Linked DNA regions of Homo sapiens: region 2 is linked to region 1. Evidence: chromatin loops called from intact Hi-C (ENCODE). Cell type or tissue: mesothelial cell of epicardium. All regions are shown on one strand. Each heading gives the region's core, and the rest is flanking DNA. Links, peaks and the distances in the headings are about the cores only.

What was found. Hi-C counts contacts between places; a loop is a spot of excess contacts. Peaks named below come from ENCODE experiments on the same cell type or tissue, not always from the same donor. Only the 100,000 strongest peaks of a DNase experiment are listed, where the experiment ranks them.
Region 2: a loop joins it to region 1, with 9 times the contacts of the local background. A loop is called at or near these places in 4 of 110 quality-filtered maps.

Annotation. Positions count from the first base shown.
Region 1 is chr6:79,809,706-79,818,049 of GRCh38, forward strand. It overlaps LINC01621 (long intergenic non-protein coding RNA 1621), which reads right to left and starts at 2,541. Exons shown (of 5, transcript NR_131786.1): 1 at 2,415-2,541; 2 at 1,822-1,845. In mesothelial cell of epicardium, for the core only: CTCF peaks have their summits at 4,325 (motif pointing left) and 4,534; DNase peaks (open chromatin) are centred at 927, 2,636 and 4,336.
Region 2 is chr6:79,551,622-79,559,965 of GRCh38, forward strand. It overlaps a transcript of SH3BGRL2 not described here. Among named protein-coding and RNA genes, the nearest start is that of LCA5, 18 kb to the left of the region's middle. In mesothelial cell of epicardium, for the core only: no CTCF peak of the experiment used is centred there; no DNase peak of the experiment used is centred there.

The sequences.
Region 1 (8,344 bases), core at 216-8,215:
CTATCAAAATTTTATAAAAGCTACTCTAAGATTGGTTTTCTTAATTTTTGTTTTTCGTCCATTTATTCGTGTTTATTAAGGAAAACGGTAATGGAGCTAAAGGTAGGTGAGTCGGCTGTAATTAAGGAAGCTACGGTAATTAAATTATTGTACGGCCACCCCTCGAGCTGTCATTTGAAAGGATGAAAGCTTAATTTTTCCATCAACAAAGTCAATTTCATCCAAGCTGTTGTTTAGAATGCCACATGCATTTAAAAATTACATGTTTAAACTAATCAGGAGCAAATGGAATTTAAACCCCTCTTCAAAATAACATGGATAGATTGTAAATTTATGGAGCATTTTCACTATAGAAAATTAAGTCCATTCAAAACATATCCAGGAGTCATCAGGCAAACAGGGCAGTACTGATGTAAACTACCCACTGTGTGAGCTTAAGGCAGAAGGGTCTCTAATAAATTCGAGTAAATAGCAGCTGAACTGGCCTCACCATGGCTTATGTGTTCAACCTAGCAAGGAAAAAGTTAGCATTAATTGGTACACTCTAGGCTCTCTCAAAGGAACAGGCACTTAGAGCAATTAAGTCAGATGCAGAAAAACAGCTCTGCATTGAAAAGCTGACAGCAGGACTCCTGCACAATATACGTAATGAGTGGCTGAGGACTTTAATGGATCGAGGCTTGGAGACTAATGGACAATTAATGTAAAACAGATGACTTCCCTTGGAGATGACAGTCTTTTGAAAGGCGCTTCACCTGCTGCTCGAACAAATGCGGCTAAAGTGAAATGAAAACAGGAACGTGGTCTCATTGAACGAGGCTAGAGCTAGTATTTGTGTCCCTGCTTTCTCCTTGAATAGTTTCAAAAACTAGGTCAGGAATTTAACAATTCCCTGCAGCTGGTGGTGCAAGCCCCCTCTCGTGGCCTCCCGCCATCCAGGGTGGCCTGAGATCACTGACTGTGCCTCTTGAGCCTTTTGAGAAGCTGCCCTAGCTCGCCTTGTTTAACAGGCAAAAAGAAGACAGGACATATTATAGTGTTCCAGCCTCACTTTTAAAATGACAACAAACCACCCCAACATAGAAATTGCAGTAAATACATATTGGAACATCTATTGGAAATTTAAGAACATGGTTTCTTCTCAAATTAGGCTATTTTAATTTTAAATTAAGATAACTGGAGTCCTTCAAATTTAAGCTTTATAAGCACAGACAGGCTCCCTCCTTATGATAAGTGGTTGTGTACCGAAAGCAAATAATTGTTTGCAAAGAGAAACTCATTTCCTATAGAAACAATGCTGCGGTGGCATTTAATTTTCCACGTGATCTTCCTGAAATCTGTTTAACCCAGATGGAAGCTTAACACAAGTCAGCCTGAGCCCTGGGTCCTGGAACAGGGAGGAGTCAGCTACTCCTGTGGGAGAGGGGAAAGAAGAGGGAGACAAAGATGTTTCCCCCTCTTAGTGGGAAATGGGATTGGACTGAGCTATAATTTTGAGTTACAAACTAATCCTTGGCAATTTTCTATCTTCTAACATCCCTTTACTCAACACTCAAGAAATCAGTGCCTTATGTCATTTAAGTCGCTAGGCATTTCACCCCTGCCCCCAAGCCCCCAACTCCTCTCCTCACTACAGATGTACATATCTTAGCAATTCCCTATTTGTTCTCCTGTAATTTTTCTTCCATTTTCTCATAACAGTACATCTCATCTAGAAATTGAGGAAAGCAGCTTGTATGGGCTAATGAACACCTTTGGTTGATGGCCTGAGCACTCCCAGAAGCCTCTGCATATTAAAGAAAGAATTGCTTCTAAACTCACATGCATGTCCCATTGACAGAATTTCTGTAAGAAAAAAAAAAATCAAGTCAAAATTTCAGGTATCTAATTCAAAAAAACCCACAAGTGCAGGAGAAACGTATTAGGATATTTGTTATAGCAATGAAAAGTAGAAACCACGTAGAAGTCAATGAGAAAATGCCTTAAGTGTGATATATTCATATGATGTCAGATTATGCAGGAGTTATGTGGGTACATTAGAAAATTAGCAAACGTCACCCTTTTCTCTCAGCCTGATTAGGTTTCAGCCCCCATGTGCCTGCTCAGCAAGACATGGTTGAACAAGGGTGAGATTTGCACAGCTCAGTTTATAAGCTCTGCCCCTCCCTGCCAAGTGAACACAGAGCCACGGCAAGGGTAGAACTTGTATTAAGGCCACAAATATTAATATATGTAGATTGTATGTTTTAATCCAGAAATTCATGTAGTTGATGTGGCATCTACTAAAAGTTGGGTAGGCAGGAAATACCTATTTTCTTCAAATCAAATTCAATATGGCTGCCATCCCCTATGTCACTGAATTGCAAGAAATTCAATCTTCATTATTTGTTTCCTCCCCTCCTCCCTGGGTTTACCTAAAAATTGGGAGGATTATTTGGTGCCCAGAAAATGAGCAAGTCTCTCAGTGGGTCCAGAGTGCTCTGAATCTTCATTCCGAGGCTCTAACTGAGGCGGCTGGCTCTCCTGGTTCTGCACCAAGCTGCTTCCCTTCAAACAGCATTCTCACCTGAGTAGCAGCTTGACTGGGGGCAGTGCCAAGAAAGGGGCTTTGGGAATGTCCCTTCCTCCCATTTCAAAAGCTTCCATGTTCCCTGGACAAACTCATTGACCCATTCCCGCCCGTGCCAGCCCTCTCAGTGAGCTCAGGTTTCAGGCAAGGGAGGTAGGTTTCCAGGTGGCCAGGAGGAGCAGTTACCTTAATGCAGTGGTTCTCAGCACGTGGGTCCCGTAGTTACAGTTAGAAGGAGAAATACCTAATGTAGATGACGGTTGATGGGTGCAGCAAACCACCATGGCATGTGTATACCTATGTAACAAACCTGCACGTTCTGCACATGTATCCCAGAACTTAAAGTTTATATATATAGGCCAATTCTTGATTCTTGAACTCCATCCCAGACTTGCTGAATCAGAAACTGGGGGCACAGGCAGCATGCTGCATCTTAAGCCTTAAAGGAATCTTAAAGGTCAGGGCTTTCTGCTCTGACCTCACAACAAACCACCCAGAGGGCAACGGTTCTGGCTACCTCCTTTAAATAGAGAAGGGAAAAATAGAGAGGTAAAAGCAAAACAGTCCTCATTCTCTCAGATACCTCTATAGCAGCAAAAAAATAACAAATAAAAAAACCCCACATATATACCTTAATGATCTCTCCCCTCTGATAAGGCACTGTGTAAAGCAAAGTTGAGATTTATAAAGGATAAAGAAAACCTGAACTCATTTGATCCACACGCCACCAACAAATCCTCGCCCCTACCTTCCAGGTTTAAGAATTCAGGAGGCTTTATCCTAAAAAAAAAGCATGCTGAGAAATAAAGGTCAAGTATTTAGACTAGGCTGTTCCACATCTCCATGGAATGAAGAAACGTGTGGACACCCCTGGAATTTCAATTGGTTCTCCTTTTACAAGGATTTTTATACTAATCAAGATGGAACCAGCACATAACTTCCTTATACTAAAGAATTTCATATTAAGAAAATACAATATCCCCCCAATCTATTATATCAGATAAATGCTAATTTTTATCACATCATCTTATTTCAACTTTGTTATAAAGGCTTGATTCATGCAAAAGTGGAGAGTCATCATTTTTGTTCTTAAACCCAATTAAATGTCACTTCCTGATTCATCCTCCTGCTGCTCCAGATACTTCTAACACATTTCAGACCTGAAATTTTTTAAGCTGCTTCTTCTTTTCCAAGTGATTTTAAGAACCTAGCATTAAAACATAATTACATGGCGGAAAAATACTTTTGAAGCTGCTCAGTGTGACTTTTTTTAATAGTGAGTTTTCTGACTTGCATGCCTCAGAGGATGATTTTCTGGGCTGTGTATAACTTGACAGCATCTCTGCGAGCCCATTAGTCACCTTACAAAATTGCATGAACTCTTTTTGGATCCCTGGGGTAGCTAAAACTTAGCAATAAATGAATGGATTATGCTTCATACAATCATATTTTTAAGCTATATATTAACAATCAAGACTGTTGAACAGTTTTTGGCTTTTGAGATTACAGTCACAGTTATTACTCTATAAGACTCTCTTTTTACAGATTCAAAAGATTTTATAGACAAATGAAGACTGAATTGGCCTCCAAGTTTTACTTGAGGAAATCCAGGCTATAGATCAATTCAGACCTTGATGAAGGTCACACAGCGTGGTTTCAGTGCAGCAGGAATTGGACTCACAGTCCCCCACGCTTTCCTCTCACTGCCAATTGTCAGGTTTCAGCCAATTCTTAATTTTTCACTGGCCAGAAAGTCAGGCCATTACCTTCCATCACATGATTGCCACCTAGTGGCGACAGTGGTCATTGATGCTTATGCAGTGACTGGACTCAAAGGCCAGAAAAGAAATAGAATAAAAATTAAATCATCTTTAAAATGTATTGAGAGTCTACTATTCTGTTAGGTGCTTTATTTATTTCATTTAATCCTCTAAACATTATAAACTAGGAATTTTTATCCAAGAAGAAATGAAGCTGAGAGAGATGAAGAAACTTGCCCAAATTCAGGCTGCCTCTATCAGTGGGGCAGGAACTGGATCTTCTTCCCTGGACCTTAGTCCCTGTCCTGTAACTTTGACCTACATATGGTTGGACTCTCCTAGATCTTAGCAGTCCTTTCTGATCTGTGATATTCCTCAGGCTGCAGTGACTGGCTCAGAGAAAGCCAGTAAGACCCACTGACACTTTCACTAATACAGTCCAGGAAGAGGCAGGTACTATTTTCCACTCACACAGATAATGGTAAAAACAGTGTGAGCCTGGAAGCTGTCTAAGCTCTGCAAAGCGGAGCTGGGAATCAAGTCACCATAGAGCAAGAAAAGCTGAGATAGAGAGAAACTGAACCTGGTGACATCCCTTGTGCCCCCAATTCCAGTTGTGTTTGAAGCCATGTGTACTGCTGGGTGTTTCAGTTATGAGCCAATAAATGCCTTTATAATAATAAATGTTAGTGTGATATGAGGTTTCTGAATTTGTACTAAAAAGTCCTGACTAATACCAAGGATTGGTCCTTTTTCGGTTCCTTCTTTTTTCCTACTTTCAGCTGTCAACAAATCAACATTTGCATTGTGCCTATGCTTACAAGGCATAGGTCTGTTTTCCAAAACCTGTTGTCCTATTCTTGGAGTTGTAATACTTAAGTGAAAACATTATTTCAAAATATTTAAATATAATTTTTAAATAATTAAAATTTGGTTCTATATAAAAAAATCAAATGCCTTGAAAAATATTTGATTTCTCATCCTAAGTATCATCTCCACTAGAGCAATCAGGAAGTTTACAGTCTAAAGCAATTATTCTTTCATTAAGGCAAGAATTCAATAGAGCTTTGGGGCTTGTGAGAGAGTCTAGCCATCTGTCCAGGATTCACGTCATTATGGTTGGAGGAGTGTGGTGGGCTTTGTCAAATGAGATGTATTCCCTTGAGAATATCATGCATTTATTCCAGGCAAGGTCAAGACGTATGAATATTTTGGGAAAGGTAGCCCTACAAATCAATATTTTTAAAGAAAATATTTGTTATATATTTTTGGATAATGGGAAAAAATAATTTCTTAAAATTATTTATTGCTTTCTTAATGTTCAGAATAAGAAATTTATTACATGCAATTTTCTAAACCAGACAACTTCTTGGGAAGTGAATTGTTTACTATTTCAGTGACAAAACCAATAACTTGATGCCAGAAAACAGTACCACGCTTACAGTTTGTTTTCCCAATGTTATTGCCTACCCACTTTTAGAGACTTTCCTAGTTGGCTTGAGGATTTGTTTGCTAGTGGCCTGGCTGATAGCCCTCCCAAGCAACATTCAAATACCTATCACAAAACTATTTACCAAAGATGTTTCGGCTCAGCAAAGGAAGTTTTTAGTTGTTTGCTTGTTACTATTTGAGGCTTCCGTGTCAATGAAAGGCATTTTGCAAGTAATGTATAAAACCATGAATAGACCCTGGCTACTATTTTTACTAATGTGATGGTTAATACTAAGTGTCAACTTGATTGGATTGAGGGATACAAAGTATTGCTCCTGGGTGTGTCTGTGAGGGTGCTGCCACAGGAGATTAATATTCCAGTCAGTGGGCTGGGAAAGGCAGACCCACCCTTAATCTGGGTGAGCACAATCTAATCAGCTGCCAGCTCAGCTAAAGTATAAGAAGACAGAAAAATTTGAAGAGAGACTGGCCTAGCCTCGCAGCCTACATCTTTCTCTTGTGGTGGCTGCTTCCTGCCCTTGCACATCAGACTCCAAGTTCTTCAGTTTTAGAAATCGGACTGGCTATCCTTGCTCCTCAGCCTGCAGATGGCCTATGGTGGGACCTTGTGATCATGTGAGTTAACACTTAATAAACTCTCCTTTGTATATATCTCTATTCCATTAGTTCTGTCCCTCTAGAGACCCCTGACCAATACAACAGATTTATCGCAGTGATGTTTTAAAACTATTTTAAAGATTATTGACCAAGGCAGCTCTGTCTTGCTGGCTTCTCCCCTCCCTACAGTGCTCCAGATTTTCAAGTTGTTCTCTGAGAAGCCTCAGGAGGAACCAGAAGAAAGGTTCGAGTGAGGGTCTGTCTACCATTACAACTAACCGTTCCCTCCGTTCTTCCCATAAAACCAGAACAGCTTTGCTCTGAGCTCTTTTTCTGTGTATTAGACTCCTTAAAAGATTTTCTTTCACCAATTCGCAATTGTCTGTTTAAAAGCGACTACCTTCTCAGACTTATGCTAAGGCATTGTGATATTCTACTGAACAAAAAAAGGCACGCACGCTACATTTATGTTGTAGTGGAGGAAATAGTCAATATACAAATAAACAAGAATACACAAGATCATACTGATGGAAGTGAGTTGATAAAGAGGATAAAGTGATAGTGTGATAAACAGTGCTGAAGGGGGCATACAACATTAGAAAAGGTGATGAGAAAATGCCTTGCTGAGAAAGCAATATTTAAATAATTTATTTGATCCATTAGAAGAGTTTAACCAAAGCCGGGACCATGGCTTATGCTTATAATTCCAGCACTTTGGAAGGCCAAGGCAGGAGAATTGCTTGAGGCCAGGGGTTCAAGGCCAGCCTGGGCAACATAGGGAGACCCTGTCTCTACCAAAAAAAAAAAAAAAAAAAAAAAAAAAAAAAAAAGTAGGGCATGGTAGCACATGCCTGTGCTCTCAACTATTCAAAAGGCTGAGGTGGAAGGATCCCTTGAGCCCAGGAGTTTAAGGCTGTAATTGCACCACTGCACTCCAGCCAGGGTGACAGAGTGAGACACCCGTCTCTTAAAAAAAGGGGGAGAGTGAAACAGGAGTAATATGACCCAACATTTTAAAAATCATTTTTGTGTACCTGGTAGAAGGAGTCACAAGGGAGTGAAAGCAGAATAGCCAGTAGGAGGCAATTGAGATCATCCTGGCAAGAAATCATGGCGGTTGGGATTAAGATACTAGCAGTGGGGGCCGGGCGCGGTGACTCTGGCCTGCAATCCCAGCACTTTGGGAGGCCGAGGCGGGTGGATCACGAGGTCAGGAGATCGAGGCCATCCTGGCTAACACGGTGAAACCCCGTCTCTACTAAAAATACAAAAAAAAAAAAAAAAAAAAAAATGAGCCTGGCGCAGTGGCGGGCGCCTGTAGTCCCAGCTACTGGGGAGGCTGAGGCAGGAGAATGGCGTGAACCTGGGAGGCGGAGCTTGCAGTGAGCAGAGATGGGGCCGCTGCCCTCCAGCCTGGGCGACACAGCGAGACTCTGTCTCAAAAAAAAAAAGATACTAGCAGTGGGGATACAGAGAAATGGATACTTCTGGGCGCATTTCACAGGATGACAGAACTTACTGAGGATTTGGAAACAATGCATGAAGTAAAGAAAGGAAACAAGGATAACTCCCAATTTTTCTGGTTTTGAGCAGTTGGATGAATGGTGATGCCTTTTACTAAGATAAGAAACACAGGGAAAGAAACAAGAGTGAGTGGAGACTGTAGAAATAAGGTTTTATTTGGATAGTTTTGGTTTTAAATACCTTATTTAAGCCAAGATGCACAGTAAGCAGTTTTATGTGGAGATGGGAACACAAGAGAAGAGATCAGTCCGTTTAGATCTAGTTGAGAGTCCTAGATCCGAATCACTGGGGAGAAAGAAATCATGAAGACATGGACCCGAGGTTATGTTCCAGGCATTCAAACAATTAAAGTTTGAGCAGAGAAAGGGGAGGTAAGATCACACAAAAATCTAAGAAAATTGATGGATTCTGCTGAAAACAACTCCCACCTCCCAAAAGAGAA
Region 2 (8,344 bases), core at 330-8,329, 260 kb before region 1:
ATGCTAAACAGTTTGGCTAAACATACATACTCAACTGGTTACAGGAGGAGCTATGAATATTCATGAAGGTGGTCCTAAAGAATTGAACAAACACACGTGTAACATACCACCCATGTTCACTTTGTGGTGGAGACTTAACACTTAAATATATTAGAATTAAGCCCTATATGTAAAAATGCCTTTTCAGGCCAAGCATGGTGGTTCATGGCTTAAATCCCAGCACTTTGGGAGGCCAAGGTGGGTGGATCACCTGAGGTCAGGAGTTTGAGACCAGCCTGGCCAACATGGAGAAACCCTGTCTCTACGAAAAATACCAAAAATTAGCCGGGTGTGGTGGTGGGCACCTGTATTCTTGGATGCCTGGGAAGCTGAGGCACAAAATCGCTTGAACCCAGGAGTTGGAAGTTGCAGTGAGCTGAGATTGTGCCACTTTACTCCAGCCTGGGTGACAGAGTGATACTCTGCCTCAAAAAAACAAAAGTATTTTCAGGACAAAGGCATGTGAGTGTGCAGTCTCTGTAACCTGGCAGGAGCCAGTCCATGGTCAGTGGTCCTCTTATGAGGAGAAAGTTACTGGAATCAGTCTCTTGTCCAGTCAAAGCTGTAGTTACGGCTGGTGGAACAGGGTTCCCGTTCATGTCTGTGAACTGGGTGAGCTGTGATCATTTTAACATTGCTTATCTTTAGGTCAGTGCTTGTTTAGTTGTTGAATAAAAAGAAAAACCTTGTGGCAGTTAGAACACAGTTTGTTATTTAAGTTTAGGGGAGTGTGACTTAACCCTTGACTGGCATGGCCTTTGGTCCTGTTTATAATCTGGGATCTTATTGCCAACAAGATTCTGTTCTGTAAGTCTTATGATCTCTATTTTAACATTGATCTTGGTCAGTTTTTGTGTCTACTCAACTGGTTACATTTGAGTTACCACAAAAGAGGGAGGGTATAATGAGGTGTGTCTGACCTCCCATCCTGTCCTGGCCAGGAACTCAGTTTTAAGGTTCTTCTGGGATCCCCTTGGACACAAGGGGTCCATTCAGTCAGTGAGGGGGCTTAGGACTTTATTTTTAGTTTACAGATCCCAATCCAGACCTACAGAATAAGAATCTTCATTCCAGGTGATTTGTATGCACAGTAAAGTTTAAAAAGCATTGGTTTAGGAGAATCCAAGATTCCTTTGGGAAAGTTCTCAGATGTCAAAATAGGGGCTCTGCATATTATGAATTTCACAATTAACTTCTCAGCATACTATACTGGTTATTTGGTATTCATGTTAAGTTAGATGGTTCTCATCATGCTAAACAGTGCTTCAGATTGCAGTTACTCTAAGCATAAGACCCTATGTCCTAGGGTTTGGAACCAACTCCTTCATTGCTTTGGTGAATTAGACCCTTTTAATTGTGATTGCAGTAGATTAGAAAGGAGTCCATCTCCCAAAGAGTATTCAAGTTTTAGAATGGAAGCTGCTTTTCAGTCATCACTGGAATTTTCCTACGAGAATCACTTACATAATCTACACAACCAAATGCAGAAAGAAAACACAGGGTGAGTTAAGGAACAAAGTTAACATTTCATCTGCTTGGCCTCTGAGCTTGTACCTGCCAGTCCCAATGTTACTCGGATCAAAAATGTAGGATGTTAAGGAAAATGGTGTTTGTATGTTTTGTTAGTAAGAATTAATATGGAAATAATTTGCAAAGACTGGATTCCAGTGAACTTCTTCAAAATCACAAAAGCTCAGCTTTAGGCAAGATACACACATGTTCAGATAACTGGATATAGAAGAAAGAGTTCATCATCTCAATAAAAATAATCCATACTTGTGGCTCCAATTAAGAAACACAAAACTTTAGTGTACATTTTGGTTTCACTTTGTTTCTTTGTTTTTTACCACTTGCATGAACAAGTAAATGATGCAGAAAAACAAGAAGGGTGATTCTTGCAGCCCTAATGAACAGACACCATCAGAACACCAAAGAGAGGCGACTTAATTTTGTGAGACAGAGCCATTTTCCTCCTTTCTGTGAAGTATCTCTGATAATGTACAGTTTTATGAGGAAATTATATGGTCTGGGCCAGGTGTGGTGGCTCACGCCTGTAATCCTAGCACTTGGGGAGGCTAAGGTGGGTGGATCACTTGAGGTCAGTAGTTCAAAACCAGCCTGGCCAACATGGTGAAACCCCGTCTCTACAAAAAATACAAAAAATTAGCGTGGTGGCACATGCCTGTAATCCCAGCTACTCTGGAGACTGAGGCAGGAGAATCGCTTGAACCCGGGAGGCAGAGGTTGCAGTGAGCCGAGATTGTGCCACTGCACTCCAGCCTGGGTGACAGGGCGAGACTCTGTCTCAAAAAAAAAAAAAGAAAAGAAAAGAGAAAGAAAATTATATGGTCTGACCCCATTTTTTAAGGACTCTTCCTCCTGAAGAAATACTACAGTATTATTCATAAGCTATCATCTGTGTCACCATCTATTTCTTAATGATCACTTTTTAAAATTATGTAGTCAGTCGAGCCATGTTGAGAAATTTCAGCTCAAAATATAATTCTCAATGGCCTTTGAAGAGCAGTGGCTTGTCTTTCCCTCTTATTTTTCCTGTTGTGACCACAGTAGGTGTATTAATACCATATCATTATGATGGTTATCTAATGCGTTTAAAAAAATTAAGTAGGAATTTCTAGAAGTTATTTTTATATAAGAAATTCCAGGGGGTAGGGGTGACATAATTTCCAAATCACAAAGTTTTTGCTAAGGGACATAATGTATGCAAAAATATTAATAAGCCTTTCTAAGCTTCTCTTGACAAATCTACTAACAGTCATTTGAGGGTTCTTGTTGCTGGAGTATTCTTTGAAATTCAATAGAGGATTTATTGAGGAGTCTGCAATAGGGAGTAAAGAATGCTGATTTGAAATTTGTAATTCAAATGTACTTTCCTCTAAATCCTAAAATCCAGTCAATTGGAATGTAAGTTAAAAATATAAAATTCAATAGCTTTCATATTGCAGTTCAGTATTGTTAAGAGTACAATACCAAACTGCATTTTTGATCAGACTTTAAGAGCACAGACTTTGAAGTCAGGGGTCAGAGACCTGGGTCTGTCACTTAGAAGTTGAAAATTGGTACGAGTTACTTAAAGTCCCTAGGTTTTAGTTCCCCTATTTGTAAAATGGAAAATATAATGATTACTTCCTCAGTTAGTTTTGAAAATTAAACTAGATAATTTCTTAATAAACCCCACAGCCAATGAATGTGGATATTATTATATTATCATTATATACTTGGCAATATTATTATATGCACAAATATTATTATTACAGATATTCTTATTTATATCTGGCAATATCTAGCTAGATAATGTAAAATAAAAGATATTTTCTTCACAATAGTCATATTTTGTGACCTACATAAAGAAAAAAATCTAAAATTATACCATATCCCTAGAAAGGAAAACGGAATAATTTAAAGGTGCTAAGTCATCCCAAACTGATTTATAGGCTAATTGGCATTTTAAAAACCATGTTTTAAAACTTTTAAAAATGATCTTAAGGCCACATGCAATGGTTCACACCTGTAGTCCCAGAACTTTGGGAGGCTGAGGCAGGCGGATCACCTGAGGTCACGAGTTCAAGACCAGCCTAGCCAACATAGCAAAACTCCGTCTCTACTAAAAATTCAAAAATTAGCTGGGCGTGGTGTTGGGCACCTGTAATTCCAGCTACTCAGGAGGCTGAGGCAGGAAAATTGCTTGAACCCAGGAAGTAGAGGTTGCAGCAAGCCAAGATGGTTGTACTGCACTCCAGCCTAGGTGACAGAGCAAGACTCCATCTCAAAAAGGAAAAAAAAATCTTAAACTGCACTTGGATGCATAAACTTGGACGCATAAACTGACAAACTGTTTGTTTTGTTTTGAGGCGGAGTCTCAATCTGTCGCCAGGCTGGAGTGCAGTAGCGTGATCTCGGCTCACTGAAACCTCCGCCTCCCGGGTTCAAGCGATTATCCTGCCTCACCTTCCGAGTAGCTGGGATTACAGGCGTGCACCACCATGCCCAGCTAATTTTTGTATTTTTAGTAGAGATGGGGTTTCACCATGTTGGCCAGGATGGTCTCGATCTCCTGACCTCATGATCTGCCCGCCTTGGCGTCCCAAAGTGCTGGGATTACAGGCGTGAGCCACCGCGCCCGGCCCAAACTATGTTTTTAAAATGAAAATTAATAATTATGAAGAAAGATGTACCATATCCAAATATTAAAATAATATAGTGCTATGAAATTTTTTTAAATAGTACAACATAAAAATAAAAATATATGATAAAGTAAACTTCCCAAATCAAAGAAAACAGAAAGAATTATTCACTAAATGATTCTGGGACATGTCGTGGGCTTAGGCAACTTTGTTTATAATCTGTACCTCATACTATTTCATCAAACACATAGCAAGTGAATTTAAGAAGTATAAAAATTCAAAACAAAAAGGAAGATAAAATAAAAGCAAATATTTATCAAATTTCTGCAAGAAGGAAACATTCTAAAATTAAAGTAGTGAAAGATGTTACACTCAAAAAAGGTTGACAAATTTGATCTTAAAAATTGCAATTTCTGCTATGACAAAAATGTAAGCACATCTAAAAGACAAGAAACTGAGGAAAACAGATACACTACATGTGACAAAATATTAGTCTAAAACGATAACATAAATTGATTATTAAAAATACAAAGTCTCCACTAAACACATTAACAAAAGTTATGAACAATTACCCAAAGAGAATTTACTATGTTAGCAAAAGTAGGAAAGTCTAACATCATTAGAAAACTTTAAAAAATTATCAACATCAAAGCAGATCCCTCTTTTATTTCTCCAATTGTTTCATATTTCAAGAACAAAAATACTGAATACTGATAATTGTGCAATAAAACAGGAATTCTTATACTCTTTGGGAGTATAAATTGGTTTAAGCTTTTTGTTATTAATACATAAAAAAGTCTTAAAATCACTGTAACCCTTAACCCAGTAGTTCCACTTTTAGAATTTTCCTCCTTAAAGATCTTCCTAAAAACAAAACCTGTAATATACAAGCACACAATTCTTACAGAATTATTTATAAAAATGAAGATATCCTGAGTAGTAATGTGGTTAAATATGCTATGGTACATGGTTTAATTTTGGAAAATAATAACGTTTGTAAAATTTATAATAAGGAGGGAAAATATGTATATGACATCTTTTAAAAAGAAACATATATTAAAGTATAATAAATATGCAAAAACATTAACTGTCTTTGGATAATGGAATATGGGAATTTTAAAACTTCTTAAAATATATGTTCTGATTTGTCTATTCTGAACATATTTGACTTTTAAAAAGTCAAACATGTGATTTCAGAAAAAATAAAGTACTTCTGGAAATCCAAAATATATATATATACTTTTATAACCATTCATGCTTTTCTGCCTACGTGAAAAAACATACAAGATAAAACGTCAATTTATATTTCTTCCCTGACCATATGCACAACTGTAGACTACAAGGTGACCAAGTAGAATGGTATTATATAGATTTCAACAAATTGATTTTTAAAAATAAAAATTTTTTACTTTTAAACAGAAAATTTAAAGAGTTTCTGCAATTTATATTTTTATAATTTTTATAGATCATAAAATTATTAGAAAAAGGAAATACAGAATTATAATTGTCGGTCACATTTTAATTTTTATTAATATTAATACCTATCTGTAATTGCTTTGCCTAATTCATGATAATTTGAGTAGCTCATGACAAGAAAAATTAATTTGTGACTATGAAGAAGATGTTGAATTTTTCAAATTATTATTAAAATAAAAAAATTTAAACTAATTGAGCAGCAAAAAGCATCCAGTATAGGTTTTTAAAAAACATCAGCAATGTGGGGAAAAAATGTGGGGAGCTATTAATAGAGAAATGAAGAAACTGGAGCTATTCCACTAGGAATGTTCCCATCCCAATATCATGTAATAGTCTTCCAAAGGTAATTATGTTTGGAATATTTACATTTGGATTAAATGAGCAGTACAAGAAAGTGCATTATAATTAGTAGTGAATACGCTTGTTAGGATATAACCTTGCCTCAGCTAGCAAATATTAGATGTCCAGAGAATGACTTTTTTCTAAGTAAATTTTAATATTTTATGGGATAGCTATCCATTTTTATGTCTCACTTGGAAGGCATAACTTTTTCCAGATGCTCCCAGGAGAAGTTTCCTTGATTGCAGGGAGTTTGGAACTAATCAGTCTGGAATGGACAGACTATGAGGTATTTTACAGTTTATTATTTTGAACCTCACTGATTCAAGGACTTATGATCATTCAAATCTAACTGAGCTATTGTTTTTCTTGGAACTATCAAGGAAGAAAATGTTCACCATACAAATTAATATCATAAATAGAATCTCCTAAAAGAGAAAACTAATTTAAATACGTTAGCACATTGTTTTGCTGTGACAGTCAAATGAGTTTCACTTGAATAAGTGATATATGTAAGGAAGGAGAAGATACAACCATGGGGAATGAATAACAGATTAAGAGGATGTGTGCAGAGCCTGCTACTGAAACTCCTATAGACAGCTTGGCTCCAGAGAGGGATGGACTGTTGGAGACAGCACAGTTAGGGCACAGGTCATATATACACAGAAGGTCCAGAAGGTCCAGCAACCACTGTAAAATAAATAGGTGATTGCTTAGGATGTTGTATACATTGGATAGCACTAGATCCTGGCATCAAGCCCAGTTTTCTATGGTTATATAAATATATCATATAAATATAATTTTTAACATCCTTTTAGAAAGGGTTTTAAAATCCTGCTTTGAAAGGAGGCAATGTATTTGAAGACATTTAAACAACAGAATACACTAACTATATATAGTCATATATTTTACTTAGAACAAATAAAAACTCTTCATAAGTTCTCTGTGACATAAGAAAGATTGGCCCGGTGCGGTGGCTCATGCTTGTAATCCTAGCAGTTTGGGAGGCCGAGGAGGGCAGATCGCTTCAGCCCAGGAGTTGGAGACAAGCCTGGGCAACATGGCGAAACCCCATCTCTATAAAAAAAAAAATACAAAAAATAGCTGGGCGAAGACATTCCAGTAACATCAAGCATACCTAGTGCTCAAATGTTGGTCTCTGATGCCATTCCCCACAGAAGGAATCAGGGCTTCTAGGAAGAATGGCTGGTTCTAGGGCTAGGGCAGAGTAGGCACAAAATGAACCTGAAACATTTGAATATGCCAGAAAGTAAGCAGCACTAAAAGGAAGCAGGAGGAGGAGAAGAAGGAGGTGGTGGAGATAGAGAAGAGGACATGTCACAAGGACACAGAAGCCAGGCTGAGGGGAACTCCCACTGGTCAAATCTGGGACAATTTGAGCACTGAAATAAGTATAGTAATGTGTATAAATTATTGAAAAGGCCGGCACAGTGGCTCATTCATTCCAGGTGTTCTCTGATTTTTCCACTGTATAGTTACCACTTTTTCCATTAACAACTATGAAGGAATCTGTGAGAATATGCTTTAAGACCTGCAGATAGACCAGGTACAATGTCTCACGCCTGTAATCCCAGCACTTTGGGAGGATGAGGTGGATGGATTGCTTAAATCCAGGAGTACGAGACCAGCCTGGGCAACATGGTGAGACCCCATCCGTCTCTGCAAATTTTTTTTTGTAATTAACTGGGCACGGTGGTTGGTGAGACAGGTGGATATTTTGTGTCTCGCAATATGACTGGAAAAGGACTCAACACCACTCATGCAACATTCCAGCCAGGCATGGATAACCCAAATCTAATAATGAGTAAACATTAGACAAACCCCAAATGAGAAATGGTCTATTAAAGATGTCAATATTATAAAAGACAAAGAAAAACTATGGAAATGTTCCTCCAAGAATAGAGACTAAAGAGACATGACAATTAAATACAATACTTCGTATTAGACTAGATCCTTTACTGGAGGAAACAAAAATGCTATACAGGACATGATTGAGCAGACTGACAAAATTAGAAGGAAAAGTAAAGGCGTTACATCAATGACAAATGTACTGACGTTGATAATCATGCTCTAGTTACGTAAGAGAACACCCTTATTCTTAGAGAATACACATGGAGATATTTAGGGGTAAAAGAACATTATGTATGCAACTTCCTCTCAGATGGTTCAGAAAAAAAGATTTATGTGTAATAGATATATACTACACAAATGTAAAGCAAATGGAGTAAAATGTAAACAATAGGTGAATCTGAGTAATGGGTATATTGTGTTATTTGTACTCTTATTCTTGTAAATTTTTTGGATTTGAAATTGTTTCTAAATAA